Linked DNA regions of Homo sapiens: regions 2 and 3 are each linked to region 1. The links are chromatin loops, found by intact Hi-C in ENCODE. Cell type or tissue: IMR-90. All regions are shown on one strand. Each heading gives the region's core, and the rest is flanking DNA. Links, peaks and the distances in the headings are about the cores only. Region 1 overlaps LOC105373456 (a long non-coding RNA gene). Region 2 overlaps LOC105373456 (a long non-coding RNA gene). Region 3 holds the start of LOC105373454 (a long non-coding RNA gene).

Region 1 (10,520 bases), core at 2,383-7,382:
TGTTTCCAGTAAGCCAGAAGGATGCCAAATGTGCCCATCAACCTATTTGGCCAACTCTTAGAGAATCTGTTTTTTTTTTTTTTTTTATTTTGAGTCAGGGTTATTGGAGTATAATTTACATTCAATAAAATTTACCCCTTTTATGAATAAAGTCCTATGGTTTTTAATAAAATGCATGCAATCACGTGACCACCAGATCGTTGAAGATAGTGAATATTTCTATCACTTAAAAAAGTTCCCTTACCCTTCTTTGCAGTTAATATACTTTTTTCACACCCAGCCCTGGCTACCGCTGTTCTATATCCTTATATTTTGCCTCTTCTACAATATCGTATAAGGGGAATCATACAGTATGCGAATTTTTGAATGTGGCTTCTTTCATTTAGAATAATGCATTTGTGGTTCATCCGTATTGTCACATGCATCAGTAATTCACTTCATTTTATTGCTAAATACTATTCCATTGAATGGATGTTCCAGTGTGTTTATCCATTCACCAGATGAAAGACATTTGGGTTGTTTCCAGTTTTTGGCAGTTATGAATAAAGCTGCAATAAACTTTTCCATCCAGATTTTTATGTGAGCATATATTTTCATTTCTCTTGGGTAAATACCTAGGAGTGGGATTGCTAGGTCAAATAGCAAGTGTATGTTTAACTTTCTTATTGCCAGACTGAATTCCAGAGCAGCACAGCTTTCCTTTTAATTCCAGCTGCTGCTTGCTCTCATGATGCACTGAGGAAGTTTTTAAAGGTAATGATATCTAATCCTCTTATATTCACAAATTTCACAATTTACTGAGCACCTTCTATGCAGTGTTTTATGTGATTCTTGTAGCATCAGAATGGGAATGATGTCAGATTCAGAGTCAAATGACCTGGACTAGGCTATTCCAACCTTACATAAATACTTCAACTTTTTAGGGCCTCAAATTCTTTATTTGAATAATGGAAATGATACTCATAAGGCCATTATGGGGAACATTGTGATCAAGAACTTAGATTTTAATGCCAGTCTTGTGTTTGACTTCTAGCTCTGCCACTTATTGTCTGTTATGTCAGGCAAGTTGTTTAATGTATCTGAGCTTCATATAAAATGAGAATAACAATAATTATTTACTGGATTATCATAACAATTAAATGAGATATGTGTTAAGCACTTAAAAGAGTAATCCCTGTGGGATAAATGCTTCATAAATAACTGCTATGGTTATTATTGACAGTATTATTGCTATAGAGATGGTATGCCTGAGAGCATTCTGCAGACTGAAAGGTACTATATGAAAGCAAACCAGCCAGGCGCGGTGGCTCACACCTGTAATCCCAGCACTTTGGGAGGTCGAGGTAGGTGGACCACCTGAGGTCAGGGGTTTGAGACCAGCCTCGCCAACATGGTGAAACCCCATCTCTACTAAACATACAAAAATTAGCCAGGTGTGGTGGCACGTGCCTGTAATCCCAGCTACTCAGGAGGCTGAAGCAAGAGAATCACTTTAACTCGGGAGGCGGAAGTTGCAGTGAGCCAGGGTCACACCACTGCACTTCAGCCTGGGCAACAGAGTGAGACTTCGTGTCAAAGAAAAAAAATAAAGTAAAATGAAGAAAAACCATCTGGCATATTAGGATTCAATATATACAATATTAGTGACACTGTCAGTCATGATACTTCAAATTTACTTGGACTCTATTTCCAGAACTCTATCTGGCTCATAGTATCACCTCTTTAGAATCTTTCAAGGCATAGCTGAGAATGGTGGTATGTGCTTATAGTCCCAGCTACTTGGGAGGCTGACTGGGAAGATGGCTGAAGCCTAAGAGTTTGAGACCAGCCTGGACAACATAGCAAAACCCTGTCTCAAACAACAACAAAACCACAGACACAAAAAAACAAAAAACAAGGTCGGGGCAGGGGTGGAACTTTTAAAATAATTTGTCCTGTGAATAGAGCTTGCAAAGCTATAATACCATGCCCTTGTTTTTCCTCATTCCTTACTGTCTGATTTCGCATTCATTAAGATAGAATATGATGGCCATGAAGGAAGAGAACTCAGCATTAATGTCATAACTCATCTAAAAACACGTTGTCTAGGGATCACCTGAGCTAAGGCATTTTGCGGGGGGGGGGGGGCATTATTGGAACCCTTTTCTTCAGGATGTTTGTCCTGCTCATGATGTCACCAAGACCGTACTTGGAGTGTGGCATTATAGTTATCAAGGCCAGTTCTCTAACCTGGATGACCCTTAGGGGCTTGAATTGAGGTATATGGATTTTTTGTTATGTGCTTGTTAAAAGTGGCTCTAAATGTGCACACACATTCAGTGCTGAAGGACAATTTGGAGTTGCCAGCCTGTTGCTGCCTGACTAATTAAAAGAACTGGGCACATGTTGCTCACATCATTAGATGAAACTTGGTCACACATCTTCTATGGATTTGTTTATTTTTAAATTTTATTTTGAAGTAGCTTCAGCCTAGCAGAAAGTTTGCAAAAATATTACTGAAAACTTCTGTATACAATTTACCAAGATTCATCAGTTTTTAACATTTCACCGTATTTGCTTTATTACAATCTTTTAATATATGTGCGTACATGTGTGCACACTCATGCATGTGCATATTTTGTAATTTTTCTGAACTATTTGAGAATAGTTTACATATATTGTACTCCTTTACCTTTTAAGATCTTCATATGTATTTTCTAAAATAAAAAGTTACAAACTTATGTAACCACTGTACAGTTACCAAATTTAGGAAATGTAACAATAATACATTTTTTATTGCATCTGCATTGCATATTCCGTTTTGTCAATTGCACCAGTCATGCCCTTAATATCCTTTTTCCCTCCATTACTATATTTCTGTCATCCTTCTTCCACAGTGAGAGTCTTGGCTCGCAATGACATCAACACATTTACTCTATTCTACAATAGCAAAATTAGTTTTAGAATTGCTGAACCCAAATGACTATATATTAAAAACATACTCGGGAGTTGCAGATTTGTTTTAGTTCAATTTCCTAGACTGAAGTAATATATTAACAATACTGTCTTCTATAGTTGCTTGCATTCATTTTATTTTTTCTTCAGTATGATTATTTTCTTTTTCTTTTTTTTAAATTTTACCTTAAGTTCCGGGATGCAAGTGCAGAATATGTAGGTTTGTTACATAGGTATACTTGTGCCATGATGGTTTGCTGCACCTATCAACCCGTCAATCTAGGTTTTAAGCCCTGCATGTATTAGCTATTTGTCCTAAGCTCTCCCTCCCCTCTCACCCCAGCCGCCGACTGGCCCCGGTGTGTATTGTTCCCCTCCCTGTGTCCATGTGTTCTCATTGTTCAACTTCCACTTATGAGTGAGAACATTATTTTCTTCATTTCAAATACAATTGGATTTGTTTCTTTTGCATTTAGTTTGAGGTTTTCCCTACCATCTTTGTTAATTTTATTTTTTACTATGTGGAATACTACTATGCTTCCCAAAGTCCAAACTACAAAATTATACACTCAGAGGAGTGTCACCCCTTCATTCCTGCTCCTCTGCTATCTAGGTGACAAATTTTGTTTATTTTAACCCTTCTCATGTTTCCTTATGTTAAAAAATTAGGTTTATATGTATTTTCATATTCCCTTTCCCATTTGCATAACAGATGACCTATATAGTCCTTTCACTATTTCTTTATGAAGACCCTATATAATACATTGTATATAACATGTTGTTGGACCCTGCCTTCTGCCCTGTTCTTGCTGTGGATTTATAACACCTTCATATTGTGGCTATGTAGAGAAAAGATACCTCTGAAGCCTTTTTTCTGCACTCCAAGGCTTAACATAGAATTGGCCTCTCATAACCTTTTTTTATATAATTGATCTGATTATTGAATGGAACAAAAGGACAGCACTGAGCTATAACAGCGCATACTGAACTGTGATCACCATGACTCTGAAGTTGAAACCCTGCAGTCTTACATGAAAGACTCAGCTCCTTCTGTTATTCACTCATATGGATCTTACACAGCTGCCACCCGGAAGTACTTGATCCTCATTCTAACATGTTTTCCAAACCTTTAAGAATTTGAAATTCCATTTTAGTTGTCCAGAATTCTCTTTCCACCTTTTATGCCCGGTCAACATTTAACCATCTAGTTAAAGGTGAGTGATTTGTCTAACTTACTTGTTAGATAGCTCTCGTTAAACTGCTCTGGCAAACTTAGTATTTCTATAACAACACTTTAGAAACATCTCAACTATAGCACTTTTTGGCCTGTATTGGAATAATTGGTTTACGTTTAGTCCCATAGCCTCCGCTATGAGATTTTGAGTTCCCTCGGTATCAGGACCCTTCTTTATCTCCAGTGATTAACACAGTTACTGCTTAAAAATTGTTTGAATAATTTAATAAATTGATAAGACCTTTCCCCACTTTGAATCTTAGTTTATTTTGTATGTTTAAAAAAGGGTCTACTTGAGATTCTACAGTATTCATTTCAAACTCTAACAGTTTGAAATCTAGAAGATGAGATACCTCTCTCTTTCATCTTCTAGCATTCTTTATATATATACATATATTTCTTGTTTATTATTTGTTTCTAGTTTATTATGTATCTAGTTTAAATATATATGTGTGTGTGCATATATATATTTCTCCTTGACTAGATTCACCACTGACAGGAAGGGGGCGCCATTTAACAGCCTGTGGAGAAAGAAAGTTTTTGTGACTTCTTTTATAGAAAGGGATGGTATTATTATCCTAGCTGAAATTGAAATATATTTTATTCTCCTCTCTGAAATGTCGATTTACTTAACATTTGACATTGGAATTGAGAAAAAAGCCAAGGATACCTCATCTAAGCTCCTTTGCAAATTATGCACAGCACTGATTATTCTCCTTCTAAATTTCATGTGGGTTTATGAAAGGTAACAAAGAATAGTTGATAACTCTTGATATAACAGAAATGTATTAATACATATCATGTATATGACTATGGGTGGATGTGTGTGTGCATTAATTACAGTGTAACATCTGGAATTTGGGGAGGGTTACTTTTGAGCAAAAACTGACACCAAAGTGTACTTACAATGCCTATGTCTACCAGGATAAGCAGAAAAAGCATTTCTGTCTGTTTGTTGTGTCACTTAACAGACGCTTTGTATTAAGATGGTGTCCATATTTCAAGGCCTTTAGCACCTGAAACAATTCAGAACCCAGACCATGTGGTGGTCCCTTAGAATTCTACGTATCTCTGAGGTCTAAGTAATCAGACTCAGGACCAGGCTGTCTTATTTAAAGGGGAGACATCTTGGTAAAAGCCTCTTGAAGCTGCCTGTTCCTACTTTCTGGTTACCTGAGTTGTTTTGGTCTAAGTTGCTTCAATTGTCTGGGCCCAGCCCCACAAGGCACAAATAGGTTTGTTATTTTAAGAGGCAACCTGAAGCCACTCTCTCGTGCAGTTACATAAATAAGACCAGGCTGGCTTGGAAAGGGTGTAAATCTCTGGCCAAAATGAGAGAAGGGGGAGTCATTTGCTTTCAACCACAGTTAACATGCTGACTGAATTTCCAAATAAACTTTTATCTCTTAAGACTGATTGCTAGTGATGGTTATAAAAATGAGTGTTAGAATGTAGCCAAGGAAGTGACCACACCTTTCCAGATTCTTCCTTAGTTCTGTCTTCAGTGGTTATTTTCCTAAAAACCAAGAAGAGGTAGCTCTGGTTCCTAGGTGTAACTCAGCTTTCTTGTAGACAGAAAAGAGGAGTATCCCCCATCATTCAGCTTCTCTTGTACCCCCTCTTTTCTGCAAATTACAGTAAACAAAGGTGAACAGGAGAGATGAGTAAGAACACAAATCTTAACCCAGTCGTTTCTTTCTGCATGGGGTGTGCTGAGTCGTCCTGCCTTTGCCTTCTTGTATTGCACAGAAAAACCTTCAAGCAGCCAAAGGAAAATGCCTCATCTTTGAGTGAAATTCTTGTAGGTATTGCAAAAGGAGTTAGAGGGACTTATCCCGCCTGCACATTTCTACAACATTGTACAAGTTAGAAAATGTTGCTTGTAGATTGTAGTTGACAGTGTTCTTAGAAAAGTAACAACCGTAGCATTTCTTTGAGGTCCTACATTCATTTAGCTTTCTGCTTTCTTCTCCCTTGATTTAGAATTTTATTTTTCCTGAAGAACAATTTTTTATGCTGCCAATGCACACAATGCAAAATAGCAAAAATTTGATTTTTCTCCCACAATTAAACTATACTTTTCTACATTAGGTTAGATATTCGTGGTAAAAAGCAATAATTATGAATTATTGTTTTTTCTCACTTTTTAGAATCTGCACATCTTAAAATAGTTTTAAGCACTTTTAAGGAATTTGCTTCAGTTTGTTTTGGATGACATTTATTTTTTTCCTCCCTCTGAAACAAATATATTTTTTCTTTTTTCTTTTATCCCTCCTCTTTTGTAATTCATATTACCAATGAAAGCCCTTTTGAACAAGCAAACGAAAATCCTGTGATAATTGAAATAGAAGCATCCAAATATGATGTCCTGGTAAATATTTATAAATATGAGATACAGACTTTCTTCTGATGCCCTCAAATGCTGGTCACCATAGAGCACTGAAAAGAATTATGACTCAATAAACTGCATGCTGACATATAACTAAATAAGTAAATAACTGGAGTGAAGGCCAACTGCTGCTTAACAGCTTCCCCAGTTACGTACACACTTTCAAACAAGCATGAAATGTAGGTCTCTGGACATCGCTTAAAAGAACCACAAATAAACAGAGTGTGATCCCACACTCCTATTCCTTCCGGACAGCTAGAAAGCTTGGCTGGGAATTGGGGTGGTTTTTGTTGCTCTTCTGTCCTGTGCACTGTAAACACAAACCCTGCTCAGAGCACCAGGGTCGTGCTGCTGCTGACAGAGTCACTGAGCCTGGAAAAGTGAGGAGTCGAAGAGCCTGTGACCTTTGGCCCATCACCTCACCTCCGATTTTGCAAAGAATCACGCTCCAGACTTGGATACGTCGATTGTAACATCTGGGCTAAGTCAGCCGAAGGGACAGGGAGCCTGATTTGCCAGTTCTCAAGTGTGGCTCTCTTTTTTCACATGCAAGATATATGTTAAGCTCAAGCTCTGCAGTTTGGGGTCAAACAGATGCCAAAATAGTAGAACATTTTCATGGAATACATACCTTTTACATTAAACATAAGGTTGAAGCTGAAAGGCTCGTTAGATGTTATCTATTGTGACTTTTTCTTTCTACATATAAGGAAACTGAGGCAAAGAACAGAGTTCACAATAGAGCTCAAATGCCCTCGTTCTTGGACCACTGCCATCCTTGGACGTTTAACTGTCTGTATCAGTTACCTGTAGCTACATAGCAAACCATTCCAAAAGTAATGATGTCAAACAACAATGATTTATTATTTGTCACAATTCTGTGTTTGCTTAGGCTCACTCAAACCACTAACATGCACCAGGCCAGTTGGCTGGAGGCTGGGCTCACCTGCATGGCTGAGATGGCTGGGCTCTTTCTCTCTACTTGGTCTTTCACCCCAGACTTCTTCACAGCTTGAGGATTCGTGGAAAGAGATCCAAGAGGTCAAGCCCTGGTGGGTGGGCTTTTAATAAATACCCACTTACTGTCTTTGTTGATATCCACTGTCCAAAGCAAATCGCTTAGCCCAACTCAAAATGAAGTGGAAGAGGAATGCACAAGAGTGTGCATCAGTCAGGAGAAGCCTGACCAATTGTGGGGTGGTTACTGCAACAATCTTCTGTACTGCTTATGAAAATGCTCCCCCAAGCGTTCTATATAATAATGGTATCCTGCAAGATAGTAAGCAGCCTTCCTAGCAAAAAGAATCTCCCTAGTCAAGTTTGTAAGAGTTTCTCGAAGAAGAAGAGGTGAAAATGGCATTTTCCAAATGTATTTGACTGAGATTTTCTTTTCCTTGTAAAACAGCTATTAATATCATGGAAAACACTTTTGAAAAGACAAGCCTCGGGCATTAGTACCTACAGGGTATTAGTACTACTACTAATGCCTTATTAAGTCAACAAGACCTTTGCAAAATCCCTGAAGATCTTCTGGTTTTCAGATTCATGTCTTTTCATTTTTTACTGGATCATCTTTTTTTTTTTTTTTTTTTTTTTTTTTTGAGTCTCGCTCTCTCACCCAGGCTGGTGTGTGGTGGCACAATCTCAGCTCACTGCAACTTTCCACCTCCTGGGTTCAAGTGATTCTCATGCCTCAGCCTCCCGAGTAGCTGGGATTTACAGGCACCTGCTACCATGCCCAAGCAATTTTTGTATTTTTATTAGAGACCAGGTTTCACCACATTGGCCAGGCTGCTCTCAAACTCCTGACCTCAAGCAACCCGTCCGCCTCGGCCTCTCAAAATGCTGGGATTACAGGTATGAGCCACCATACCCAGCCAGGATCATCTTGTAAGTCATAAATTTCAGTCTACTGCAACTGGCCCTTCTGTTTTTAGTGTCTGTTTATGCTGTTTGTTACAAGCTGTCCAAGTGAGCACATGAACTTTCCGTCTGGCCCAGAGCAGTAGGTTGCTAACAAAGCATTGATAGGGTGTAACTGGCATGGATAAAAGCAAGTCCCAAGAGTCTACTTCATTTTTCTGAGTCTTAGCTTTCCCTGTGCTAAAAATTGGAAAATCACAGTAGCCTTATAGATAGTTATGATGATAAAATATACAAATATATTTGGAAATATTTTGTGATCTCCAGGTGTTACACAACCATTATCCAACTCCAGTTAAATGTTAATAGATTTGTTATAATCAGGGTTTGATTGCTTTTTAAGTATAGCATAGACCTCCAAAGTGCCCAGCTAATGCCAAGAATCAGTGAAATTCTGAAAATGCTAATGTGATCATGTTACTGCCCTTTTAAAACCTCTCCAATGGTTTTTTACCACTAAAATTAGCTTTTAAGGGCTTATGTGATTGATGCCTGCTCAGATCTTCAGCCTTCACAGCTCACAAGCCAACCCTGACCCATCCCTTTTTCCTTGTTTGCTTCAGCAGAATAGTCTTTTGTTTCCTAGATACTGTCTGTGGCTCTGGTCATTTGCACAGACAATTCTCTTCTTCCCTGCTCAGACCATTCTTTTTCCATGATGAGTAGCATCCCCCGCCCTCATCCTTTCTAGCTTCTCCCACTGTAAGTCCAGGTTAGGTGCTGACCTCTTCCACTGGGCATCCAGACCATCATGTTTTCCTCCATTTCAACATTAAACCAGTAGGCTCATTGCTTGATTTCTTGTCTCTCTTTCAAACACTATTAAGTAGGTATTCCTTAAACACTTTCTGATTGAATGGATGAATGTATTATTATTTAATACATCCATGAAGAAATCAGTGCCCTGGATAGTATTTTGTGTAGCCTTGGAATGGAAGAGTGTGATGAAGCCTCCATGAAACCCTATGGAGTGGATTAAAGTTATATATTTAATATATTATATATATAACTTTATAATATATAATATATATTATATATAACTTTATAATATATAATATATATTATATATAACTTTATAATATATAATATATATTATATATAACTTTATAATATATAATATATATTATATATAACTTTATAATATATAATATATATTATATATAACTTTATAATATATAATATATATTATATATAACTTTATAATATATAATATATATTATATATAACTTTATAATATATAATATATATTATATATAACTTTATAATATATAATATATATTATATATAACTTTATAATATATAATATATATTATATATAACTTTATAATATATAATATATATTATATATAACTTTATAATATATAATATATATTATATATAACTTTATAATATATAATATATATTATATACTATATATAATATATAACTTTATAATATATAATATATATTATATACTATATATAACTTTATAATATATAATATATATTATATATTATATATAACTTTATAATATATAATATATATTATATATAACTTTATAATATATAATGTATATTATATATTATATATTATATATTATATATAACTTTATAATATATAATGTATATTATATATTATATATAACTTTATAATATATAATATATAATATAATATATAACTTTATAATATATATATCATATATTATATATAACTTTATAATATATATCATATATTATATATAACTATAATATATATATCATATATTATATATAACTATAATATATATATCATATATTATATATAACTTTATAATATATATATCATATATTATATATAACTTTATAATATATATCATATATTATATATAACTTTATAATATATATCATATATTATATATAACTTTATAATATATATTATATATAACTTTATAATATATATCATATATTATATATAACTTTATAATATATATCATATATTATATATAACTTTATAATATATATCATATATTATATATAACTTTATAATATATATCATATATTATGTATCACTTGCAGTGTATAT
Region 2 (10,520 bases), core at 2,961-7,960, 140 kb after region 1:
CAAGTTGAATTATTTTTGTTACTGTGTTTTTTAAATTACCTTTGAACAGAGGGAATTCTTTCTGAACAAGATATTTATGAAAGAATTTTGTGGAGAAGGGATGAGTGGGTAGAAACGATGAACGGAAGCTCTTCTGAGTAGCAGGCAGGGAGTTTGAGAGTCTGTTTACCAACACTAACTCATGGAGTTGGTCCTGTGGGCAAAAACAAAAGCCAGGAGAAAATAAAACATCTTTTGCTTACAGTAAAACTACATGATGTTACAGGATTCAGATGTGTGTGTGTGTGTGTGTGTGTGTGTGTGTGCATGTGTGTTTGTGTGTCTGTGTGTTTGTGTGAGAGAGAGAGAGAGACTGAGACAGAGACACACACACACACACACACACACACACACACACACACACGCAGAGGTAATTTTAAGTTTCAGGGCTGTTTGATTGCCATTCTTTCTTTTTTTTTTTTGAGACGGAGTCTCGCTCTGTCGCCCAGGCTGGAGTGCAGTGGCGGGATCTCGGCTCACTGCAAGCTCCGCCTCCCGGGTTCACGCCATTCTCCTGCCTCAGCCTCCCGAGTAGCTGGGACTACAGGCGTGAGCCACCGCGCCTGGCCGATTGCCATTCTTTCTTTAGCACCTTGCCCACAATGGGCCTCTCCTTCTTCAAAGATAGTGCTCCTTTGCTATCCAACCATAGTTTGCTTAGTATGCCATAGAGTCTAACTGGATTCCAAGAGGCTTGTACAATGAGTTTATGCATACTTCTTGTATCTTTTCAAAGAAATAATCATTATGCACATCTGGCTCTGGCCCAAGGTCTTTGAAGCTAGGTGCCTTTTTTGGCATCCTCTCTTACTGTCATTACCATTTTATTTCTCCTAGCGGCCCTTATTTATACATTGTGGTTTGGAGTTATAGGTGTTCCATAGACTCATCAAAATAGCATACCTGTTTCTGTTTTATGTTCTCCTCGTTTGCTTCAGTCCATTTTATAGAGGAAAAAGAAAAAGAGTTATGTTAACTTTTTCGTCTAAAAACTGGAAGAGCAAGTGGCTTATGCCTGTAATCCTAGGACTTTGGGAGGCTGAGGAAGATGCTCTTGAGCCCAGGAGTTCAGGACCAGCCTGGACAACATGGTGAAACCCTATCTCTACAAAATAATAATAATAATAATAATAATACAAAAATTAGCTAGGCATGGTGGCATGTGCCTGTCGTCCCAGCTACTTGGGAGGCTGAGGTGGGAGGATTGTTTGAGCCCGGAAGGTTGAGGCTGTAGTAAGCCATGATCACGCTACTACACTCCAGCCTGGGTGAGAGAGCATGATCTAAAAAAAAGTAACAAAATAGATAAAATAAAAAATAATAAAAACTGGAAGAAGCCTCCTAAGTAATGATGCTGTGGCCACGAGGAGCTGAGTACCATCATGTGTGGTGGCCCATTTACTAAGAGTGATACCAACTTCAGGGCCTTGACTCAAGGTCATGTCCTCCAACTCCTAAAAAATATTAGATGGAGATAAACATTATAGTGATGAGCTCTTCGAACTGTGTCTCTCACTCAAGGCAATTCTTATCCATTATCCTTTATTCAGGAACCACGTGTATAAGTTGAGTACAAATTATCAGGCTATAGTCATTTGAAAATGTTAGTCTACTTGTATGTCCCTTGAAGATGATCAGCCAAGTCGCAAGGTAAACGAGCAACACTCTAATAGTCTGGCCTTTTTTGTTTGTTTCTTTATGCATATTTATTGTTTTGATGTAATCTTTGTTGGTTATTTAGAGCAGATATGATCACCATACCCCAAGTATTCTGAAACACGTGAGTCTCTCCCATGGACATTTGTTCTATTTCATTGCATTGACTAGGGACTACCTAGGGACAGGGTTGAAGGTTGTGGTTATGTAAACTCAGATCCTTCATCATGTATATTCCATCTGAAGACAGCAATTAGACACATAACTAAAATACAAAGAAAGTACCTAATCACTAACTTGTAGAGTTATGTGGTTTAAATAAGAAAATTCCCTGGTAGGTAGAAAACTGCTAATATTAGCTGTTTTATTGATATTATTTTCTATCATCATCACCATCATCATCAGTGCAAGGAGGTAGTAACATAATTCTATGAATTGACAGAGGTGGAAGAATTTGATTTGCTGCTAGATTGATTCCATGGATATTGACAATGACCGCAAATATGGTCCTTGGATAAAGGATAGATAAAGGATAGGTCCTTGGAGAAAGGAAAATCATTAGTGGGCACACAGGGAGAACTGAAAGTGGAGAAGCAGGGATGTTTATTGCGCTGCTTTGTCAGGGTGCATTGTGGCAAAAAAAATCAAAACAAAACAAAACAAAAAACCTGTTTCAGTATTGGGGCCTATGCATTGACCTTTTGGTTCTGTCTTATTCTCTCTAATTAGCTCACTTCAACTTGGTGTGTTTTCTTTAGCATTGCATTTGGCATCAGCCTGGTCCCAGTATAACAATTTTGAGAGGATGAGAGACATGGATGGAAATAACCCCTCTAAAGTTACTATGACCTTCTCCCATAATGTATTGTAATGTGGTGGTAATGATAGGCACACTAGCTTCTGTACTTGAAGTTAAAAGAAAATTCAGTTCTGTTTTCTTTTCACCATCCACAAACTGTTATTTGTAATAACAGAGGGAAGAGTTTTCTATAGCTAGCCTGTCAGTGGTTCCAAACTGGAAATAACATCCAACCACTAACTGCTGTTTAATTTTTTTTTCTTTTTACTTTATTTCATGTGTAGCTATGTTTGCACAGCAGGGCGGCAAACATCTGAGGAAATGTCACTTGGAATAGCAAATAAGCTAGCAATGCCATTGTCTCTGCCTAAGGTTTTACCTTTGGTGTGTGTAGTTCTTATTTACTTTGGTGGGTTAATAGCCCCAGTTCACCAGAAAGACTTAATTTAAATAAAATGAAACCTGCGGGAAGATGAAAGGTGGCAAATGGCACTACTTGCCAAAATGTCAATTTCATGCTTGTGGTACTTTATTTCTCTAGAATGGGAAGCATTTCTAAGAGAAACCCATCACCAAGAGCATTGTTGGCTGCTGAATGACTGAGGGCAGAAGAAGGGAGTCCTGGTGAGAATTCAGCACAGGGCGGGGCCTGCAGAAGCCTAGATGCTCAGTGTATAATCTTTATATGTAACTAAACCCCAGACAGACTTCTTGTGTTTCTGAGGGATGCTCCTGTTTTCTCTCAGGGATTTCTATTTTGGGAGGTTGGCACAAAGAGACGTCAGTGGATGTTGGCAGAAACCATGTTTCTCTCCAGCTGCTCCAATGGAAATCAACATGTTACCGTGAGTCATATTTTTTCCTTTGCCAGTAGGGTTTTATACACCATCATCCCTACTCCAAGACATGCCTAGTGACCAGGAGCAGGAGGAATTCTTGGACCTCTGGGAGTTCATGGCCCTCTCCTTAAAGGAAGGGCCCAAACTCAAAGAAAAAGCTAGAGGTTAAGACAGAATCATACTACTTCCCTCCATAAAGTTGATAGTTTTCTCGTATCAGGGGCAGGATAGGGGCACAGATAATGGTATAGGGGTTCTTTTCTGGCACCTTGTGTCATATTATTTGCCCTTTTCCTCTCCAGCTAACTCCTTGTACCAGAGAGAAAAGCAAAGCATTTAAATTTATGAGTACTGATATAGTTCCAAGTCAGCATTTTAACTACTTTGCGTTTCAGTTTACACATCTGTAATACGTGAATAGTAACCACTTCCTCAGAATTGTTGAGAAGATGAAATTAGATAATTGAGTTTAGTGCATGTAAAATGTTCCCAGCAAAGTTCTGCTGGAGGTAAGCCTTTTTAGATCCAAGATTTTCAACCTAAGATTTACCTCCAGAAGTATTTTGCTGGGAAAATTTTACATGCACCAAACTCAACTGCTGTATTCATGATAGTAATATTTTTTCTTTTGTATAATACCTTTCTTCAAAGATACAACTAAGTATATAACAAAAATTCAACTCAGATATATTTCGTTACCCATCTTTCTTTATGCAAGCATGTACTTTCTTCCTATGATTTACTAGGCATAGGCATAGGCATAATGACATTTCAGAATTATGCTCGTTACCATGATGGCAACAAGGCTGGATGATGTAGCATTTAATCAGGCATAGTTCTGGCCTTTTAAACAGCTCACAGTCTGATAATATAATTTAATAAAACTATGTGTAATTCAAAATAAACTAGCCAGAGTAGGGTGGAGGGGAGTGGTGAAGTAGGATCAAATAGAGTTTTTGAAGGAGCTAGTCTTTTGGATGGGCCTTGAATTACTTGGGGGCAATACATGTAAATATGTAGATATAGGAAGGAGCATGGAGATTTTGGGGAGTAGGTAAGTGGCTGGATACACAGGGCATTTATTCTTTAGGTCTCTATTGAATTTTAGTGAGCATTCTCAATGAATGAGATCCATGAATTGAGACTCAATCAGAATTTTGAAATAGAAGGAATCAGTGAAAATGCCAAATCTCTAGTAGTCATTCTGAGTTACTTTACCAATCACCAGTGCTTGACTTAGACCAAAGGACACAGGTTAGCCTATGTCCCAGATAAGGAGGTTTTGCTAACCTTACGCAAGTTTATTAGATACGATTTAAGTGGGTAGACCTGGAGATCCACAGTACACATTTTAAACCATTTCACTGATATTCAGAAGGTGATTTAGACAGGTTTGAAAGAGTTATCAAAAGAAATCAGATCAATCCTGCCTATCCTAGAAGTACTTAGAAACCCGAAGAAAGGAGCTAAGATGACAGTTCTTTTCTGAAAAATGCAGAGAGAGGCTATGCATTCTTTGGTGATGTGCTCCAGAAAAATGTTAACAAAAGGATGGTTTTTACTCTTAAACCATCAACTGATTTTGGCCTGCAAAGCACCAGATGGCTTGCATTACTTGTAATGTGCTTTGGTGTGTCTCTGATGATAAATATGAAGGGTCCTTTAAGATATACAGAAATATTAAGCAACTAAACATGCTTTTTCCCCTCCCTTTGAAAATTTAAGGAGTTGAAAGAAACATAAAGGCCTTTTAAACACAGGAAAAGTTATGTATGGTTAGATCAATTTTGCTCCCACTACAATAAGCCAATGAGGACCTCTCCTTAGGGGAAAGAATAATTAAGTTTGAGCTCCAAAGGTCAGAACTCTAGCCTGGCATAAGAAAACAAAACCGAAATCACTTTTCACAATTCAGCCTCAGTTCTCGGTTTGTGCCTCAATGGTATCTCACAGTTTTGTTTGTTTTGTTTTGTTTTTCACCAAAAGTCATCATGTAGCAAGACAGGTTTTTGTTTTGTTTTGTTTTGTTTTTTTCTTGCTGTAAGCCAAGCATATTCTTATCACCAATTCTTCCCTTACTTATTCTGGGTGCAAAGCCTTTCATAGCCACTCTAGTTAATATTGATGTCTACTCCCTCTGACCTCCTAATTCCAAGTCTCCCCCATTACCCAACCACCCTACTTATGAGCTGAAACCCAATGCACAGAGCTTCTGGGGTGGGTGGTCTTTAAGTACAATCTAATCTCATAACCAGTGATATATGTGCCCTGTAAATACCTTATTTAATTGATGCTGTCTTCCCTTAACACGAAGCAGAGAGCCTGGTAAAAAGTGAGAGCCCTGCAATATTTTCTGTTTGGTCACTGTGGCCAATGGGCTACACTTAGAAACCACCGCTTTGTTCAACTGAACCAGATAGCATATGACAAAGAGTTTTCCAGCATACTCTCCTAACTTGACCTGCCTCATAATTGTATTGTTGATACAAAAAATTTAAAGAATCTCTTTATTTATTGACTGAACAAGTATTTTATCCCAGGCTCTGTCCTAAGCTTTGGGGATAAACTAATAGGAAAATACAAGTGATAGGCATAACCAAAGATTCACACAGTAACTATAAAAAAGTGATATAAAAGAAAAGAAAATGATTCATATTACTCTTAACCTTTGTCTTCAGATTCCTGGGCCCGAGAACACTCTACTTTTAGAAGAGCAGCAAAAGGTTGACTTAGAAAAAAAATAGGTAAAGCACAGACAAATTATTTTAGGTGAATTCTGTGGTCTGTGAAATTGGTGGTAAACAGAAAAATGGGTCTTCCCTTCAGGAGCAAAGACCACATAGACTAGAGCGGAGAAAATTTATCTGAGCAACTGAAAGTACTCCTCAAAATGAGGATGGTCCTCAAAGGCAGAGTGTAATCCATCTACTGCTGAAGTAGATCAATATGTGTGGCAAAGTAAAATAAGATGTAAGTCTTTGTCTTATCCTTTCTTCTCTGAAGTTTCCATTTTCCAGGGAGCCTCGGGAGCTACAATCATTTAGTAGAACAATCTCAGAATTCAGGGCCACACTGAACTGGGATTTGCCCCAGCTGCAAATCCCAGTTCTACCTAGTAGTTGCGGAGCTTGGGAAGGTTATTTATTATCACTGAGACTCATTTTTCTCATTTATTTTTAAATAGCAGATACTAATATTTAACTTGCAGAATGATTGCTCTCTGTTTCTTCCAAACAACCAGAATACTAGAACTTATGTCTATAATGGAATTCCAGGAACCAGATGTCCGCTAGAAAGAGGGAGGGGCTAATTCATTTTTGCAGGTTGCAGAGTGAAGACAAGGCATGAGGGTGTAACCAGGTAACCAGAGGAAGTACCGTGCCCTAGGAGGCAATCAGAGCACAAGCACTAAATACAAAGTCAGAAATCAAGGAAAGGTAAACCAGAGATTATGGGTTGGGGACAAGGGACCTGGAAACCTTGCAGATGCAACAGAGAGAAAGTTCTGTACCTTCTGTTTCAAGCAATCATGAACATTGATGGTTGAGAAGGTAAGGTACCAAGGACAGTACATGATATGACACTCAAAACTACTTCCTTACCTACAGAGTTGCTGGCGCAGCCACTAACATTATAGACATTGTAAACAACTTTAGAATTTAAAATACTTTTACACACACAATCTCTTGTGAAGTGTGGCCTTGGGTGGTGGCCCAGATATCATTAAGGTTCAGTTTCCCTCCATCTATAGTGTGGAGTATAAAGTTCAGAAATTTGACTTGATTTTCCCAAGCCTCCACAATTAATATGATTAAAAAAACCTCGTAGTTGAACAGAGTATCTTGTGTAAGTAGAATATTCTTAACACAATCAATTGTTTTGCAAAGCTGAATAGCAGAATATCAGAAGGAGCTATAAATAAAATAAAGATTTTTGAGCCATTCCAAAATTGCTGAAATCTGTGAGGTCAGAAATAGGAACCTATATTTAAATGATCACCTCCAGTAATTTTGAGACAGCAGCCTTGGAGTGGAGGAGAGTCATCTGGGCACAACTGTTTTACTCCACACATGTATCTGCATAGTGAGACCATGTTATAGAGACTAATTACCCACCCAGTTAGAGCTAAGCTGGGGCTATAAAAGCTTTGAGTTTCCTCTTTAAAAGGCTATAAAAGTGACCTTGTTTTCACTCCTGTTTTCCCTGACATCTTTTTTTTTTATAGTTATTATTCAATATTTATTTTTAAGAATTTAAAAATATATTTTAAAAAGAATTAGCAAATACTATGCAATCAATCTAGCCAATGATTTGATATAGAACCTGGGAACCTGATAAATAAGTACAATCTGATATTTTATTTCATTTATGTTTTTTTTTTTTACCAGTATAAAGATACTTTATTCCCAACGATATTTGAATTTCTCAATTAAAACATCATATAAATAGCAAAAATCTTCTCAATTCTATTTCTAGCATAAAAGGCTAAGTGGCAAAATAGTTTCATAAAAGATTTTTCATTAAATATACAAGTAACTCAAAGAATTTAGGTAGTACAATTTCTTACTAACTACGACAACAGATAGTGAAACTTCTCACTTGAATTCTGGAGATTAACTGTGTGACCCAGGATGAGGGACTTATGTTCTCTGAGCTTCTGTTTTCTCACCTGTTAAATGGAAAACATTGTATTTGCCTCCCAGTATCCTAAGTAGGATTAAAAGGGATTGTATTATAAATGTGCCTGTGACTAAACTGGGAACATAACAGGTATTTGACAAAATTTAGCTGTGTTTGATCTACCTTTTAAAAATACTTGCAATAAAATCATTCCTTAGTGACTCTTTCAGTTACTGTATTTGTCTCATCCATAAATGAAGGTGGTGTTCAGAAAAAACAAATCTCTACAATCTATTACAAGGCTAATGTTCTGTATATTTATTATTCTGGAAAAATTTTCTTGTGATCTCTAACCAGAATTACTTTCGAGAAGCTGTATTTTGTCACTGAAAAGTCAATGAGAATTCCTAGATAATCAATAACATTATCTTAAGAACTTATTAGATATAGTCCATCGGATTTGCTTGCATTCAGTGAATTCCAATGTTAATAGGAAAACATTAAACCAAACTATGGTAAAAGTCATTCTTTGATATAAAAGGAACTTCAATGTCTTGTATGGCCTTTTGTTTATTTTTAGAGGGCAGGAATTACTGTGCTATTGTCATATTGACACACCAGTTAATGAAAATCTTCAGAAAAAATATGGGAACTAGAGTTGTGTATTTATCTATTCAATGTTAGGTGGATTCTGGATTTGTTATCATAACAGTTTACTTTTACCCCAGTACCTATCACAGTGTCTGATACAAAGTAGACAGTTAACAAAAACTTATCAATGGAATTAATACGTGCATTTTATTAAATTCCATTAATCGGTGTGATGGAACAGAACAAACATGAACTTGAAGTACTCCCACTTTAATTCTTTCATTCTTTCTTTCATTTTCTTTCTTAAATTTTTTTTTCATATTTCTCTCCCATTTCTTTCACCTCCTTTCCCCAGGGCCACCAGCTGTCCAATACTGGTCTGGTCTCTGCCATGATAGTGGGAATCACCAAAAGTGACCTCCAAAGGCCATGGAATGCCAACAAGCAGAAGAGGACCAGGAAAGTAACAGGGCCTCAGAATCATATTTTCATCATTATCAATAGAACATGACAGATTCTGAGCCAGTCTCTGATTTGAGCATTCAGTAAAAGGAAATTCTGCATGAAGAGTTATCTGCATAAAAACACTCCTATAGGGAGTTAAATCAGCAAGCAAACATGGTTGATAAATATTCCCATCCCATTGTTTTTACAAGAATGTAAACCACACCTAAAAGCACATTCCTTATTTTGTAGGGAAATATATGACGATGCACACTTCATCCCACTGTGCCAAGACTTATGCTTAAATTTAATTTCAGCCTTCTTGTTTTCTCCCTGTGCTACAGTATGATTTCACAGTACATCTTCCCATCTGTTGAAACAGAGAAATGCTTGCATTTTGGGCTGAGATGACTAATATTCATGAGGAATGAATCCAAATCCAAACTAAATGCACATTTTTGCATTTGTCCAAACCTAGCCATGAATTATCTCAGGCTATCAATAGAAGAAGAAGAAAGCTGCTATCTGTAAATCCCTATTTGTTTTCTCAAATTGCAACCTTGGCAATGGGTGTGACAGAAATATGTTCAGTATTCCTGGTAGCCTAACCTGCCAAGAGAGATAAAGCCACTTTGAAGTCCAGGGATGAGAAACTACACAGATTTTTACCCCAAACGGGCCTCAAGCCCTTCTCAAAGAGAAGTGGGCTAAAACAGCCTGCCTGTTTCACAGCCTTCAGAATCAAGGAGATGGATCCTGCTGCCTCCAGGAGGTAGCAGATTTGAACTTAGTAAAGGAAATGCACTTAAAACCACTCTGGCCAATAATGATGATGGTGATAATATCAATAAAACAATAACAGTAAAAGTTAATGTAGGAATAGTAGCTATTATTAATGCTTACATTCATTAGGTGATTGCTGGATTCCAGCACTGTGCTGAATCCTGAGGCATGATTCCATTTCCTGACAACATCCCTGGGATGAATACCGCAAAGCTCAGGTGGTTGAATGATGAGGCTCACACAGCAAGGAGCAGGGCTGAGGTTCTGACCTCAACTCTGCTTCCCTCTGAAGCCTCTGCCATTTACCTTTCTATATTACCCATGCTGCCCCTCTGTTTGCATTGCTACCTTTCTGCGATGAAACCCACCTTGGACCTCCTTTGGGAACAGCTCCTCCTAATACACTGTCCACAGCAGCTGCCCTCACCAACAAACAGCCCACACATACAAATAATGTCTTCTGGAGGCCAGGTAGAAAGAATGCCTTGAAAGAGATGTGATTCTGTTGCAAAATAAACTGGATGTGTGAAATCCTTTAGCTTCAGCAAAATGTGCTCACACTCCTTTCCTCATAGGAGTTTCTGTCATTGCAGATGGGACTTGGGGGGCAGCAGGTTTCCAGTATGAAGTCACAGGAGCTGACTCTGGCATTTCTTCTCGTCTTACAGTCTCAAATTATTTTTTTTCCCCAAAGCAAGAATTAGTTTACTCAGCCAGATTTTCTGAGCACCCACTTTGCACTAGTCCTA
Region 3 (10,520 bases), core at 3,381-8,380, 360 kb before region 1:
TTCCAGAAGAGCTTGCATGGGGTCTGTAGCAATACTACATAATGAAAAACATCAGAGCAGAATATACAAAGTGGTTAGAAACACAGCCTTTAAACAGCCTATGGCAATGCAGCTAGAATTTTGCTCATGAACAGATATTGTCTACCCTCCTGATGAAAATGAAATTGTATTTTCAGAACTTTTTAATGGAAGAATCTCACATAAGGGATTGTGAAATTGAATTGGAATATCCAATGCAGGATGTAAAATAAGTATATTTAATATGTTTTGGTAATAAAAAAGACTTGAAAATATGAGCAAGTAACAAGAGAATATTAAAGCAAATTTGTAAAATAACCAAATAGAACATCTAGAAAAAATATAAATGAAACTTAAAATATAATAGATTAAACCGGAAGATTAGTCAAAGGCTAGTCAAAGAAAAAACTAGTAAACTGGTTTTACTCAGGAGGAAGGTCAGCTAATTAATTAAGAGTTTGTTAAGTATGCATATGAAATTATCTAAAAATAGCTACAAAAACATAACTACTAAATTAGCTTAGGGAGTAAAAGTATAATTAGAAAAAGCACAAATTAAATACAAAAGAAGGAAAAAATGCTTTCCAAACAAAACTGAAAACGTCAAAGAACAATATTAATTACCACAAATGTAAATGGATCTTACTTTCATTAAAAGAAAATGACTTTCAGCCTGTATTTTTAAAACCTCAACTCTGTGCTGTTTAAATAAAATACCCCTGAAATATAAGGACAGAGAAGGGTTTAAATTAAAAATTTAGAAAAATGAATGTACTAAACAATATTAACCTAAGTAAAACTGGTGATCCTATATTAATATCGGGCAACTGGGAACTTCAGCTTTTGGCTATGAGGGAATGCCTGGTTCCAGACTTTCCCTCCACTGCAAACAACCAGACAACTGAGCTTTTAAATATATAAAATAACTACATTCACACATTAGACAACCGGCAGAATAAAACTGGGACCACAGAGACAAGGGAAATCGGCAAAGTAAGCCCTGATGGCGCCGCCTTTCTGTATGGAGGCACTTTCTGGGCAGCAGCACAAGGTGAGAATGATTACAGGAGCACGGTGGACTCGCTCAGATGACGAGACACGTATTTGAAATCTGGGAGGCTGAGTTGGTGGTAATTTCCAGGGCAGAATACAGGACAGAAGGAAGCTATGCAGAGAAAGAGGTCCAGATATCTGCAAAGGGGCTTCCTTGAGTTTTTGGTAAACATTAAGCTATAAACACATAGGGTCACACTTCATGAGGCTAGGCAAAGAAGGAATACCAAGTTGTAAGCTGAGTAAATTACTCCACACAGAACTGCTGGTAAATGTTCAAGGTGCCACCTCTCAGTAACTGATAGAACAAGTAGACACAAAATTGATGAGGTTCTCAAACACCTGAAGATCAGTATCAAACAGTCTTTATCAACATTCAGAGGGTGATAAACCAACAAGATACACGTTCTTTTTGAGAACATATAAAACAATTATGAGAACGATCATATGCGAGTAACTATAAATTTTAAATGGTTAAAATCAAAGGGAGTATTTTCTATGACTTCAATGGAACCTAATTAGAAACCAGTAACAAGATATCTAGAAAATCCCCAAATATTATTTTAAAAAAACACAATATACTTTTAAACAATCTATGGATCAAAATGAAAATTATAAGGGAAACTAGAAACTTTTGATTTGAATACTAATGAAAACACATATCAAAATTTGTGGGATAGAAAAAATGGTGTCTAGAGGAAATTTGTACCATTAAATATTCATATTAGAAAAAAAGAAAGGTCTGTAATCATTGTTCTAAACTTCTACCTTAAGAAGCCAGTAACAGATGAGTAAATTAAACCCAAAATAATTAGAAAGAAATAAATGATACAGATTATAGGAAAATCAATGCAATCGAGTACAGAAATTTAATAGAGAAAAAAACAATGAAACCAAAACCTGGGCTGATCAGGAAAAAAGAGAGAAGATAGAAATTACCAATATTAGGAATAAAAGAGCATGACTACAGACCCTAAAGAGATTACTCAGATAACCAGACAATAGTATGAGCAAATATATTGTGTCACAAACAAATTTGCCAACTTAGATGAATTTGACAAATTCCTTAAAGGATACACATTTTAGAAACTGGTATAAGGATAAATAGAAAATTTGATTCACTTTATATCTATTAAAAAACTTAATCTATAAATGTTCTCCTGCGGATAAATACTTTGTTTCAGTTTTTGTAATAAATATTCAATGAATCTTTTTGTGCAACATCGGTGCAGTTTGGCAAGTTATCTCTGAACATTCTAGAATTGTCAAGGTGATTAACATTGCACATATTGATATATATTATCAAATGCTCCTCTAGAAAGCTGTACCAACTTACACTCCCACCAACACCTATTGGAAGAGGCAATTTCCAATGTTTTAAATTTTTCCCAGCAGATGATAAAGTATGTCTTTTGTGTTTAATTACATATCTTGGATTCATAGTGAGACTTAACATTTTTATTATATGTATCATACATTTACTTTTTATCATTCTTTTTAGTATAGACTGAGTTGTCTACTTTTCTTTTGGGTGTTATTTTCTGAAAGGTCTTTGATTAGGAATATAACTCTTTTTTCATATATGCTGCAATTATTTTTTAAAAAATTATTATTTAAATGTCAACCTCACAGGTGTGTGTGTGTATGTATGTGTGTATGCTACCATGCAAAAGTTTAAAAAATATGTAGACAAGTTTATCAGCCTTTTTATTTATGATTCTGGTTTTCCTAATTTTGAGTCACTTTTGAAAAATGCCAGATTCTTGGACAAAAATCAGGCCTGTCTTCCATATGTGCCGATAGTGTTATAGTATTTATTTTTATGTGTCTACTTTCATCTGATAACTTTCAGTTATTTTTCAAATCAGTTTTATTTATTTAATCTCAGTGTGGTAGATAAAAGGCCCAATTTTTCTTGTTAACAACTTCTTTTTTGTGCTTACTTCTTCTTTGATACCTAGATAAACAAGAGAGGGAAAAAAAAAACTTAAAAATGGGTCCTTGATCCCTCCCAAACTGATTCTGTGGTCTTTTTAGGCAATATTTTTTGAGTACTGCTTATTATGTGTTAGTCCATATGCTAAGCATCATACTGGTGTAAGCATGAATGAGACATTTTCCCAAGCACATTACCTTATACTAGGAAGGTGTGTTGTGTTCTGTTCTGTTCTCTATGTGGGGAGCGAGGCTCCAGCTCCAATGTGTCACTTCCTGCAGGAAGCCAAATCTAAGACTCTAATACCCACTGCTTGTGTTTGTTACTCTATTATTTCTTAAGATAACCTTTTGCAATTGTCTGTATCCCCCATGAGGCTACAAGAGTATAGAAAGTTTGTGTAATTTACGATTATATCTCCTGTACCTCATGAGCTCCTTCCACACAATTGGCCTCAGTATGTGTTGAATGAATTAATGAATAAGTAGGTGCAGAGCCTCCGGCTGATTCACAGATGGATGAAGGATCAGCTTCTCCACAAACGCACCAACAACTGCGACGGTTGAATTACATCCACCCCCACCAACTTCATCTGTGGAAGCCCTAACGCGGTACCTCAGAATGTGACTATATTTGTACATAGAGCCTTTAACAAGGTGATTCAGTGAAAATGAGGCCAATAGAATCCCTAATCCATATGCCTGGTATCCTTATAAGAGGACATTTGGACACACAGGGAAAGGACCAGGTGAGGACACAGCAAGCCGGCAGCCAGGCCTTAATCTTAAACCCTCAGACTCCAGAATTGTGAGAATATCAACTTCTGTTGTTTAAGCCACCCAACCTGTGGTGTTGTGTTATGGCAACCCTAGCAAACTAACACCCAAACCCAGCTGAGATCAGCCCAGCCTCAGCCTTCTGTCCCATGAGTAAATAAAGGCAGATCATTGTAGGCCAGTAAAGTTCTGTGGCTGTTATCCCACATTGTTGTGGCCACAATTAGCTGATAGCTACTTTATCTCTAGGAGCCTCAGCTTTCTTAACTATAAAGTGGGTCTTTTATGCGTGTTCTATTGGGTTTGGGGGAATATATTTAAGAAGCCATTAAGTAAGCCATGTTTTGCTTAACACTTGGCACACAATAAGCATGAATATATTCTTATTATGGCAATGTTCTTTTTCCTAATATTAATCATATTCTGCCCAGTGTTTTCCTGAATTTTATGTTAGGGTTAGTCCCCACTCAGAACGGTTGACTCCTTCATAGTCTTCCTATTTCCTCCAGCCAACCACTGGAAAGCCATAAAGAGTAGACTTTGCTTGGATTGGAAAAGAAAATGTGATACATATGCACCATGGAATACTATGCAGCCATAAAAAAGAATGAAATAATGTCCATTGCAGCCACATGGATGCAGCTGGAGGCCACTATTGTAAGCGAATGAATGCAGGAACAGTAAACCAAATACCACGTGTTTTCACTTATAACTGGGAGCTAGCCACTGAGTACTCATGGACATAAAGATAGCAGCAATAGAAACTGGAGGGAGTGGGAAGGAGGGGGCAAAGGTCAAAAAATTATTGGGTACTAAGTACCTGGGTGACAGGAATTCATACCTCAAATCTCAGCATCATGCAGTATACCCAGGTAACCTGCAGGTGCACCCCTTTAACCTAAAATAAAATTTAAAAAGAAATAAGAGTAAAGAGTAGAATTAGCCATAGCAACAATAGCAGCAGTAGTGGTAATAAAGTGACAATTGTTCTAAAGAAAGTCTCAGAACAAATAGGGAGATGGGAGGAGGGAAATATCTCAGGCTGAAGCCTTAGGGAATAATGACAGTTTTGTGGACCAGGAAGCATTTTAGTTGAACTTTGATGAATGATTAGAAGTTTGGGAAATTAAGAGGGTTCAAGTAGACGGGGTGGTGGGTGTCAGTGAAGTGGGAAGCAGTGATTGGCTCCTTTGGGCTGGAGTTCTTGGAGTAAGTGCTGATAGTTTTGGGAAGATTTATCTGGAAGTGTAGCCCAGGGTCATACTGCAGAGGCGATGAGTTTCAGAGAAACACAATTCTCCTCTTCTATTTCCTGTAGGATCCCAGGGTACGGCTGCAAAAGGAGTCTGAGAAGATGACTTACTGAAATCAAGGTACTTTCTTAGTCATTGTGATAGTTAATTGTAGGTGTCAGCTTGACTGTATTCAGGGACACCTAGCTAGCTGGTAGAGCTTTATTTCTGAGTGTGTCTCTGAGGATGTTTCTAGGAGAGACTGGCATTTGCATCAATGGACTGAATAAGGGAGAGCCATCCTCACCTAATGTGGGGGCACCATTCACTCCACTGAGGGCTCTGATGGAAAAAAAAAAAAAAAAAAGGTAACGTAATGGTGAATTTGTTCTCTCTCTCTTCCAGAGCTTGGATGCCCTTCTCCTTCTGCCCTTGGATGTCAGAATTCCAGTTCCTCTGGCTTTTGGACTGTAGGACTCACACCAGCATTCCCTGTCCCTACCACCTCCACCACCCACCAGCTTTCAGGCCTTTGGCCTGAGACTGAGAGTTACACCATCGGCTTCCTTGGTTCTGAGGCCTTCATATCCGGACTGAACCATGCAACTGCCTTTCCTGGTTCTCCAGCTTGCAGTCGGCCTGTTGTGACACCTCTCAGCCTTCCTTACAAAGTGAGCCAATTCCCTTAATTAATCATTTCTCCTCTCTCTCTGTCTCTTTCTAGCTTATTGGTTCTATCTCTCTGAAAAACCTTGACTGATTCAGTCATCTTCCTAAAAGAGTTCAGCATTTAATAAAATCCCTCTAACCCACAGGCCTAGTCCTCTCTAGGCTGGTTGCATTAAGGGATAGAAAGTCTGGAGAAGACTTTCCAATCCGGTTTTGGGGGCGAGTCAATTGCATGCGTGAAACTGAAGTTAGCAGGAGAGGGCGCTGTCCCCAAAGCTTCAGGGCCTGCAGATGCTCAGAAAGAGCTGTCAGCCTGGTCCAGGCACAGGAGAGAAGAACCAGTGTCCTGGACGAGGGGACCCGGAAGTCTGGAAAGCAGCCAGTATACCTTGGGAAGGGTGGGCAGGAGGCGCAAAGGCAGTCCAGCAAGCACAGAGGGACTGTTGAGGAATATTACAGGGTGGGGCAGTTACTGGGGGTAGGAGGTGAGGGAGAATTGTTTGTGACCCACATTGCACAGTCACCTTAGAGTTTTCCAGAAGTGAGTCCTGAGAGGAGGCACATGCAATGACCAGCCATAGCCACTAGGGGGAAGCATTTGCTTGTGAAACCAACGACCTAACCGACCAGTAGCCAACTCAGATTCCTGTCACTATACCCTTGAACTATCCCAAGAAGTGGGGATTGACATTTTCTAATGAATTATAAACTAAGAGACACTACTGCTGACTCTCCCCAGGCTAGGATTCTAGTTTAGCCGCAGGATGACCACAACAGACAAACCTCGCATGCTATTTGCCCATGAGTGGTCGGTCACACCCTGGTGATTTGAGGTGCATCCCGGGCACGGTCTCAGAGGTCAAGGTCTCTGAGCCGTCTTCTTTACTTATTGGCTAAGGGACTGTCTTCCTCCTTTTCATCCCTTGGGGCAGCAACATCCAGTTGCGGTTTGAGAAATCTGAAAGGAGACAGACATAGGCCCAACTACTCTTGGGACAGCTGTTTTTGTTTGTTTGTTTGTTGTTGTTTGTTTGTTTTGGATAGCTGTTTAATGAATCTCAGTGACAAACTTCAACTCTTCGATTTAGTACATATCTTGGCTCTTAGGGAGTAGGGTTCACATTTCAGCTTTGCTGTTTACTAGCTACATGAACTTGGATCCATCTCTTAACTCTCAGGCCTTTGGTGTACTCATTTAAAATGTAATCACAGAGCTGCTGTAAAGGTTAAATTAGAACCATATATGTAAAGCATCAGCACATAAAAAGAGCTCCAATGTGAGTACCCTTTATTCTTTGAATGATTTTCTTAACCAATCAGCCTTCCCTTAACGGGCCCAGCCTGGTGCTGTTGCTTCCAGTTATCGAAAGGATTATTAGGTGCTTGTGCACATTTCAAGTTTCCTTGTGGATGAAGATCCCATAATTTTCATTAGAGTATCACCTCTCAAACTTCAGACATTTTGATACCAACTTTATAATTGTTGCTATGTCTGCTATCCATTTGCACTATTATTTATTAAATATTTTTTTAAATCAACTCTTTTTTAAAAAACTTAATTTTAAAAGGAAACTTTATGTCATTTTTATAACTGGAAAACTAGTGTCACATGCAATAAATAAAAAGGTTAGCATAAAAATAACCATTAAAAGAAACCAAGTGATTAAATAGTGCATTACATAAATAATAGATACACCAATCAATATATTAAAATATTCCTGAGGATCTGCAGCAAGCTGTACCAGCCCTAGGTAATTTTAATAAGTCATTTAATACACAGATACAATGATTAGTGCATTTCAATAATCAAAACAAGCTGCACCAGCCCTAGGTAATTTTAATAAGTCATTTAATACACAGATACAATGATTAGTGCATTTCAATAATCATAACAAGCTGCAAACATATTTGGAGTTGTAAATAAATAAATAAATTCAAATAAAATATATATCTACTGTTCTTTGATAACTGATTTCATCTTTTGTATATGCCCCTCTCTGGTCAATTCTGTTCATTTGCATAATTAAAGCTGCCTCTTCAAATAACTCTCTTTCTGGTCAATAATCCAAATAAACTCTCAGCTTTTGGGTGTTTTCTTTCTTCCTCTGTTTTTCTCCAAGCTGGTAGCTGAGTTTATGGCAGAGGGCTGTGTCTTTGTGATTTTGTGTTGATGGCTATGGGAGCAGGGTATCTGTGAGGTGTGATATCGACCCTCTGCTCTTCCTGATTGTAAAGTAGTTGCTCGGCTGGAGTCTGGGTCCACACTGCTTGGCTCAAGCCTCAAAGGCCTGACCCTGGCCTTTGCTCTGATCCCATACCTTTGCTGGCACACCAGCCCTTTCTTGATATGTCTGTGTTCCTTCTTCAGAACATCCAGTGCTTGATCACTCTGCTCTCCTTTCTCCCTTTTTTGCCCAATAATCGCCACAAAGGGCAGGTTCTCACCTCTTCCTCTTCCAGGCCAATTAGTCTTCCTTATGTAAAACCCTACATTGGTTGGATGCGGTGGCTCACACCTATAATCCCAGCACTTTGGGAGGCCAAGGTGGGCAGATCACTTGAGGATCAGGCGTTTGAGACCAGCGTGGCCAACACAGTGAAACCCTGTCTCTACTAAAAATACAAAACTAACCAGATGTGGTTGCATGCACCTGTAGCCCCAGCTACTCGGGAGGCTGAGGCAGGACAATTGCTTGAACCCAGAGGCGGAGGTTGCAATGAGCCAAGATTGGGCCACTGCACTACTGCCCGCATGACAAAGTGAGACCCTGTCTTAAAAACAACAAAAACAAAAAACAAAACAAAACAAACAAAAAACTCTATATTTAAGTCACCCAGGCCATGTTAAAGATGGGGTTTGCCATTAAATTATAGTTTTGAGATAGAATCAGAAGTTACCTTTTCCTTTCACTTCACATTTTTGCTATAATGGTTATAAATATCTTTGAGGCAAATGGAGATCCTTGGCAGATTGAAGGTTGATCAGTTCAAGAAACTGTTACCCAAGTGAGACTGGAGAAAAGACCACTTTTATTAATTATACATCAAGAGCTTTCCAACTTTTAAGGAGCATATCTCAAAGATCCAAATAGAAGAATATACTAAATTATATGCACATTAAGACTTACATGTGTTGCTGGGTTTCTTTTGTTGTTGTTGTTTTACTTGTCTTGTGTGTTTGGGGTGATTCAGGACACTGGATGTTCATCAACACATTACAAGGCGTAGAACTTTTTCTGCTTATCCTGTGACACACGACTGTAAAAGATCTTTGCAAAGAGTTTTGAAAATGGATAAATGAAGAAACAAACCTATGATCATGAGAGAAGAACCAGAAGATTTCAATACTCAGCCACGAATCAGCAGAACTGTGCAGAAGCAGGGGAGCTTCTCTCTGGAGGCCCCACTTCATGTCAGTCAGACTTGTAGGAAGGGACTTTATTTCATGTAGTTATATGGGAAAGATTTGGTTTTCAATCCATCTTAATTTAATCAAAAAAGGGCCTTTTAGGAAAAGCCATAACTCAGTTTGTGCTAAAACCAACTAATAGTTGAATCTGAGTAGAAAATAGAAGCCATATAGAATGTGTTACCCTAAATCAAAATTCATTCTTCATCTGAAGCCTGCAGGTTGTAAATCAGGAATTAAACTCATGTCAGTAAATCCAAGCAAATGCACACAAACCTGAGAGTTAGCACATCTGAAACAGAAGCTTGAAAGGCAAACCTGCATAAATCAAATCTCTAAATCAAAGCGGGAAACAATGATTTTTCTTGTCCTACAGAGCAGGAGAAACGAACTCTCTAAACCCCTGTATGCAGATAAAAGTTCTGGTTTTTATATAGCTTGATGTATTTATGTATGGAGGAAGCACAGCCTGAAATTAAGCAAGAAGAATGAAATATTGTAATGACCACTCCAGAGCAGCAGCCCAGCAAGTAATTCCACAGTCAAGTCATTAACAAGCACTTTGAGAAAATATGCCTTTAGCATTCAGCTGTTCTTTGCCAAGAGATGGCAGGGGGTGAAATGTTCTCAGAATCCCTAAAAGGTGTTTGTCAAAGAAGCTGCCCAGTGGTCAAGAAGGGAAAGGGCTCCTGCAGATTTGGCATGAAGCTACTATTCCTGACAGGTTTGACCGTCCACATCTTAAGAGTGATCTAAGTATTTGCTGTGCTCTGTATAGATCCCTACCTAGCTCAGGGACTCTGCAGTCTCAAGGAGGTTCTGGTGCCTTGGAATGTTAATGTCATATTTATAATGTAATTTTCTCTCATTTTAGAAATTTTCTTAAATCTAATTTACTGCCCAGGGTTTCCACAATCCCCTTATTAAGGGAGCCAGATGCTCAGATCACTGTGGTTTATTGATTAAATGTTAAAAAAAAACTATGTGCACAGAGAACTCTGTTTTGGTAAAAGGGCAGTGGAATAAGCCAATAACATTGCATAATTTATTTGCTTTAATTAAATTGACATTAAAGAAAAGTCTTACTATTTTCATGTAATACATGTTTGGAAGCTGGGTCCCCACCAGTGCTTCCCATGTTGCATTTAATTTCTGATTTTGAGCTGATCTATGCACACAAGTGTTTCTAACTTAAAATAAGAAACCATGTGTAACAGAGTATGAGTGAACACATAAACCACAGAGAGCATCTCTGTGGACACAGGTTGCTTATATAACTATGAAAAGGAGAGAGTTGAACATGGGCCTCTTGCTTACCCATCACAGACAAAAATCCTTTGCAGTACATGAAAACCAACTGCAGCTTGTTAATGATTCTTCTTTGTGAAGTGGCTTGTTTTGAAGCAAAGTATTCATCAAGTGCTGCA

Evidence for each region. Peaks named below come from ENCODE experiments on the same cell type or tissue, not always from the same donor. Only the 100,000 strongest peaks of a DNase experiment are listed, where the experiment ranks them.
Region 2: a loop joins it to region 1, with 2.3 times the contacts of the local background. A loop is called at or near these places in 8 of 110 quality-filtered maps.
Region 3: a loop joins it to region 1, with 9 times the contacts of the local background. A loop is called at or near these places in 7 of 110 quality-filtered maps.

Annotation. Positions count from the first base shown.
Region 1 is chr2:18,745,434-18,755,953 of GRCh38, forward strand. All of the region lies in intron 4 of LOC105373456 (a long non-coding RNA gene), which reads left to right. Among named protein-coding and RNA genes, the nearest start is that of NT5C1B-RDH14, 160 kb to the left of the region's middle. In IMR-90, for the core only: a CTCF peak has its summit at 4,675; a DNase peak (open chromatin) is centred at 4,678.
Region 2 is chr2:18,886,900-18,897,419 of GRCh38, forward strand. The region is part of intron 4 of LOC105373456 (a long non-coding RNA gene); the gene reads left to right. Among named protein-coding and RNA genes, the nearest start is that of LINC01376, 130 kb to the right of the region's middle. In IMR-90, for the core only: no CTCF peak of the experiment used is centred there; a DNase peak (open chromatin) is centred at 4,892; H3K27ac peaks cover 1,270 bases.
Region 3 is chr2:18,381,606-18,392,125 of GRCh38, forward strand. It overlaps LOC105373454 (a long non-coding RNA gene), which reads left to right and starts at 4,936. Exons shown (of 8, transcript XR_001739302.1): 1 at 4,936-5,156; 2 at 5,421-5,686. RefSeq lists a silencer at 6,188-6,317. In IMR-90, for the core only: a CTCF peak has its summit at 6,274 (motif pointing right); a DNase peak (open chromatin) is centred at 6,296.